Linked DNA regions of Homo sapiens: region 2 is linked to region 1. The links are chromatin contacts, found by Hi-C or POLR2A ChIA-PET in ENCODE. All regions are on one chromosome and are shown on one strand. Each heading gives the region's core, a stretch centred on a gene start or an enhancer-like site at or near the end of the contact. The rest is flanking DNA. Distances are from core to core; before and after follow the strand shown. Region 1 holds the start of RPL5 (ribosomal protein L5). Region 2 overlaps TGFBR3 (transforming growth factor beta receptor 3).

Region 1 (2,700 bases), core at 201-2,700:
CCCAAAATGCTGGGATTACAGGCCTGAGCCAGCACATCCAGCCTGCTTCATGACTTCTTTCTTTTTTTTTTTTTTTGAGACGGAGTCTCACTGTCGCCAGGCTGGAGTGCAGTGGTGTGATCTCGGCTCACTGCAACCTCTGCCTCCTGGGTTCAAGCGATTCTCCTGTCTCAGTCTCCCGAGTAGCTGGGACTACAGGTGCGTGCCACCATGCCCGGCTGGTTTTTGTATTTTTAGCAGAGATGGGGTTTCACCATGTTGTCCAGGATGGTCTCGATCTCTTGACCTCGCGATCCGCCTGCCTCGGCCTCCCAAAGCGCTGGGATTACAGGCGTGACCCACCGCACCTGGCCTGAGCTACCGTGCCCGGCCCACAACTTCTAAATATTCAGATGAATAGTATGTGGGTCTTCCTATGAACCCTTGCCCTAAAACATGCAGAAGTTAGGAGTCGGCCTGTTTCCAGGCAGACTTTCCTTCCTGATGCTTTTGCCTCCAGTGTAAGCAGGGCCTGACCAAGACATGGAGCACCTTTGGTAGGCTAATAACTTGATAATCCACCAAAATGAAGGTTTTTAAATATTTTCTATAAATACGAATTGAATACCTCTTTCTTTACCCTTTCAAAGGTGGCTCCACAAAAGTAGAATCACACTTCCTGTGAAAAGTGTTTTAAGTTTTCTCCTCTAGAGCTCTGTTGACATCGGCCATAGCGAACTCTGTTTATTTTTCCTATTATATAAGGAATTACAAGTTGGAATCAGAAGTAATTGGCATCCTAATCCTGATTTATTCTAGTGGCAGTGTTTTGGAGTCACTTAACCCTGTCATCCTGGTTGGCCGTCCCTTCTCCCAGCTCTAACGGTGAGCAGCTGATACCCTGCTAGGTGCTGGAGAGTCAGAGGTGGACATCAGGGCCCACCTCGAAAAGTTGACAGTCTGTGGTGGGCTGAAGCCAGTAGAAAGCTGCTGTAGGAAGGCAGAGGAGTGGCCCCTATCCCAGGCTTGGGGCTCTCAGGGAAGGCTTCCTGGGGGTGAGATGGGAGGGTGGGTCCATATGCTCTTGGACCAGAATGAGTAGCCCAGAGAAGGCAAGAGGGCTCCCAAGCAAACTTGTCCTATTTAATTTTTTTTTTTTTTCCTGCTTAGAAAAGCAAAATGCGTTATGAACAAAACAAAACAAAACAAAACAAAACAAAACAAAACAAAACAAAACAAAACGCTGTAGCAAAGAAAGCGAAAGGCTCCAGTAATCCTCCCTGCTCCTCCTCACCGCACGGATCCTGTGAGATACCCCGAGCATTGGAACCTGGAGAGCTTGGGCAGGCATTCACCCTCCTTCCAGCAGGGGGCGGAACGTAAAACGCCTTGTGGCCGACGCCCTCTCTCTTTCACACGTCACTGGCGTGACCGTCCGCGCTACATACTGCGCCTGCGCAAGGGCTGTGGCCCTTTTCCCACCCCCTAGCGCCGCTGGGCCTGCAGGTCTCTGTCGAGCAGCGGACGCCGGTCTCTGTTCCGCAGGATGGTGAGTGGATGCCTCGGTCTCGGGGCTTTAGATGCATGGAGGTTCCCTTTTCTTGCCCGTATGCCAGCCTAGGGCCCGTCTCGCGCGTCGCAGGGGCCGGATGGCGTTAGATTGCTAGCTCTGACTTGGTCGAGGTGCAGTTCCCAGCGTGGCCTTAAATGGCTGCCGCCCGGTGCGCGAACTTGGGGGGAGGGGTTGGCGAAGAAGGGTTGCGTGAGCTTGGACGGCGGATTGGGGAGAAGGGTGAGTTTAGTAGACAGCCTGAGTGCGGATACTGCCGTCTAGTGTGAGGGGGCGCTGGCAAGCGGCCGGGCGTGAGAGGTCGCAAGCAGTCGACCTCAGCCTAGCTGGGGAACGCCAGAATGGAGGGGGGCTGCAGGTCCTCGGGTCCCACTCGACCTCCGAGTACCGAGTACTTCGTGGGTTTTCCAGGAGAATGTCGGAGCCGGCAAGTCTTAGATTTAGGAAGCTTGTGCCCGTGGGCTGAGCAAGTGGCTTTTAAGCCAAAATTGTCAGTGGAGCTTGGAGGCCGAGGGGTCCCTGGGCCCCGGAAGCTCCTTTAACATGGAATACGTGCCTCCTGCCTCTTCCTCTAGAGTCCGTCGCCGGATGAGTTTTTAATTATTGGGGTAGGGCCCCAAGGGTGGGATGAAATGTTGCTTTAGCTGATGGGGAACAGTGCTGTTTTAGTGGGGGAATTACTGCTGAATGTGCTCTTGCCCAGTTAAGCTTTGTGGCAGGTAATTTAGGCTTTTGAAAAACATAACATGGGAAGCGAGAGAGGTACGTAGTTGTTATTTGAGGCTAGGTTTTCGAAGTGGGACATAGCGTGTTCCGAACAAACCGACGTTTGGCATCACTGATTGCTGTCTGGAGCAGTGCTTCGCAAAAGTTTGGCACAATTACCGGTGCTGGTCCTTGAAGAAACAAATATGGAAATTGAAAGCGTTTAAAACCTTTTGAAAGCAATATAACAATAATTTTATACCTGTTAAATGTAATAAATTGGGGCCTGCATTTTGTATGTTTCTTTTATTCCATATTTCTCTAAGGATTCATTTTTATTGTTTTATGAAACTACTAGTCTGTGACATGGAAGGTAGAGGAAAAAGATTCTTGACCCTAGTTGCTTGTGAAACCTGGGATTCTACAAGTGACAGTTGTCTGTTTAC
Region 2 (2,700 bases), core at 101-2,600, 1.1 Mb before region 1:
TGCCTGCACACAGACATGACGCAAGTCCAGCCAGAGCCAGGAAAAGTCTACACTTGCGTGAACCCTCCTGGACAGTAGGTCTTCCTCAGGAAAAATACACCCAGGCAAATCTCCCAGGGGCCACGGGCCATTCACTCACTCACAACATTCACCAGCCTTAACCTAGCAAGTTAGAATAAATCCCAGGGAGTCTTTCAAAAACCCCTTCTGGACCAGGTTTACCAGTTGAAACTGGGCTCTTTCCAATGTTCTAATTGCCATAGTGACATTTAGGAAGAGCTCAATGGCCACAATAGGGCCAAAAACTCCTATTCCTAGGAAACAGGAATGACTTGTTTGAACTAGGGTAGTTGACTGACCCTAGTTCATGAGAGGATCAAGACCCATATAATTAAGGCCCTTAAGGACAAGCCACAAAACCAACAGATGAGCAGACTCCGGAATAAAAATGCATGGTACACAACCACTTGGAATATCCCACAGGACACAATGAGTCATTCCACAAGAGACATTTAAAAAAAGAAGAAGAACCACCAGCAATCTTGAAACATTTAGTTATTTAATCTCCCTTCAAGAGAGAATTTATCTGGGGAAAGACCTCACTGCAAAACACAAACTGGTATATCCGGGTCCCTGGAATACAGGGGTAATGCTTCTGGCCGAGCCAAGAGCTGTGTTTGTGTCTGCAACCTTGACCCATTTGCCACATGCTGTTCTCCAGAGCCAACCTCATGCAGGAAGCTGCCTTGATTGCATTTGGAAGAAGAGAATTCTCATTTTCTCCAATTTCTACTATTCTCATCTTCTCCAATTTTCACTATTATTTAGCGTAATAGTACTTAGCACACTAAACTGCAATTCCCAATTTTTCAATCAGCTCTCCCACACAATGGGAAGCTCCCTGACGACAGGCAATTCACCCCAGTTTTCCCTAGATCCTCCACAGCTAGCACAGTTCACAGTCAGGCACTAAAAACTGTGTGTTGGATGAATGAACAAGCACATACATAAACCATCATACCCGGTATGCTAATTCTGTGTTTTTTTCTAAACATGGGGGTGGGGGAACTGCCAAAGAAGGGAAAGAAGGAAATTAGCAAAGAAAAAAATTATTTCCAGATTTTTAAATGTAACACAATAGAATACAGAATTTTTTTTAAAAAAAGTTCCCTTCTCCACAAGCAAACTTGAATGTCTGAGTTATTCTTAGGGCGTTTTTGGACAGACACTACAACCCTCAGTTACACATCACTTGGCTTCATGAAAAGGTAACAGCTGGACATGCACGGTGGTATGGGCTGTGCGTGTCCCTTCCTAGTGCTGCACTGAGCACACATCTGGGGCTATTTAGCAACTGATTGGAAATTTAGCCTTCTGATTTCCAGTTAAATACTAGGCACAGGAAAACAAATAGCACTTGTTTTTCACTGAGTCTTGTCAGTCATCCAAACTCCAGTGCAGACCAGAGAACTGCCTGTGGTTTGGTGGCAGAGGCCCAAAATATTTGGACCTTTTTTTTTTTAATGCCTCTAGTTTAAGTAAAAGGAATAAACTAGATGTTGGCAGCTCCAGCTTCTTCACCCATCCCTCCCCGCTTCTTGAAAATACAAAACTGGTTTTAAATTTATTAATTTACATTTTTCATTAGGATTAAGTTTTGATTTGTTTTTAATCCAAAGCTAATAGCATAGAGTTTAGTTTCTGTCATTTATTGCAACTGCCCTGCCTTGATATTTACTTGGATTTGCTGAAGAGGCAATGCTCAATTTGCCAGTTTCTGTTCCAAATTAAATTGGGATATAACATCTAGCAGTCGTACTATCAAAGAATCACAGAGTTTAAAAGCTGGGAGGAACTTTAGAGATGAGCTAGTACGATCCCCTCATTTTAGAAATGAGGAAACGAGGTCTGAGTAGTTAAGTGATTTTTTTTCCCGATGATGTATATAACTAGTTAGTGGCAGAGCCAAGACTAGTACTCAGGCCTCCTAACACCCAGGCCAGGGTGTTAACTGGAAACAAAAACCTGAATTACCTCCGAGTAGAGCTGCCCAATAAAGTACAGGACACCCAGTTAAAGTTGAATTTCAGGTAAACAATGAATACTTTTTCAGTATATGTTATGTCCCATATACTACATGGGCACACTAACAAAATGATTTGTTATTTATCTGAAATTCAACTTTAATTGGGCATCCTCTATTTTTATATGCCAGCTCCAGCAATTGTACCTCAAAGACCAAAATCCCCTTCTATGCCCCATCCCCCACTCAAACATACACACATTCACATACATTTGCTCTCTGATTTTAATGATAAATGGCTAGAAAAAAATAGATCACAGCACAGTAATATCGAGAGTGAATGAGGTTGGAAGAAGCTGCTTATTTCTTGAAACTTCTAATCTTAGATACCCTTTTTTCCTTATGAGCATGCAAAGTGACTAAGCCTGACATAAGTAAGCTGGCCAAGGCCTCTGGACTAGGTATTTTAGGTTATTAAAAGCCAGGCACTAGGGTCTCATCTTGAAAACGTCTGCTTGTCCTAGGGCTCCAAGTCTACAGACCTTGCAGGAGAGAATGCTCAAGTTTGGAATACAAATAAAGCAAGATTAAAAAAAAAAAATTAGAGGCCGGGCATAGTGGCTCACACCTGTAATCCCAGTACTTTGGGAGGCCAAGGCAGGTGGACGGCTTCAGCC

What was found. Hi-C counts contacts between places; a loop is a spot of excess contacts on that map. ChIA-PET counts read pairs that join two places held with the same protein, here RNA polymerase II (POLR2A). Pooled maps may share reads with other maps.
Region 2: a pooled map shows a loop between it and region 1 (2.1-fold over the local background). The contact joins the enhancer-like site here to the promoter of RPL5 in region 1. A Hi-C loop is called at or near these places in 2 of 50 pooled maps. POLR2A ChIA-PET finds 5 or more read pairs at or near these places in 2 of 52 experiments (A673 and naive thymus-derived CD8-positive, alpha-beta T cell).

What each region holds. Positions count from the first base shown.
Region 1 is chr1:92,830,590-92,833,289 of GRCh38, forward strand. It overlaps RPL5 (ribosomal protein L5), which reads left to right and starts at 1,451. Exons shown (of 8, transcript NM_000969.5): 1 at 1,451-1,528. The coding sequence starts at 1,526. It also overlaps a transcript of DIPK1A not described here. RefSeq lists enhancers at 1,200-1,249, 1,253-1,891, 1,420-1,739, 1,892-2,529.
Region 2 is chr1:91,750,112-91,752,811 of GRCh38, forward strand. All of the region lies in intron 4 of TGFBR3 (transforming growth factor beta receptor 3), which reads right to left. Among named protein-coding and RNA genes, the nearest start is that of TGFBR3, 130 kb to the right of the region's middle. Within about 2 kb of position 1,351, at least 14 of the 41 ENCODE cell types and tissues checked have a DNase peak (open chromatin) inside an H3K27ac peak, as active enhancers do.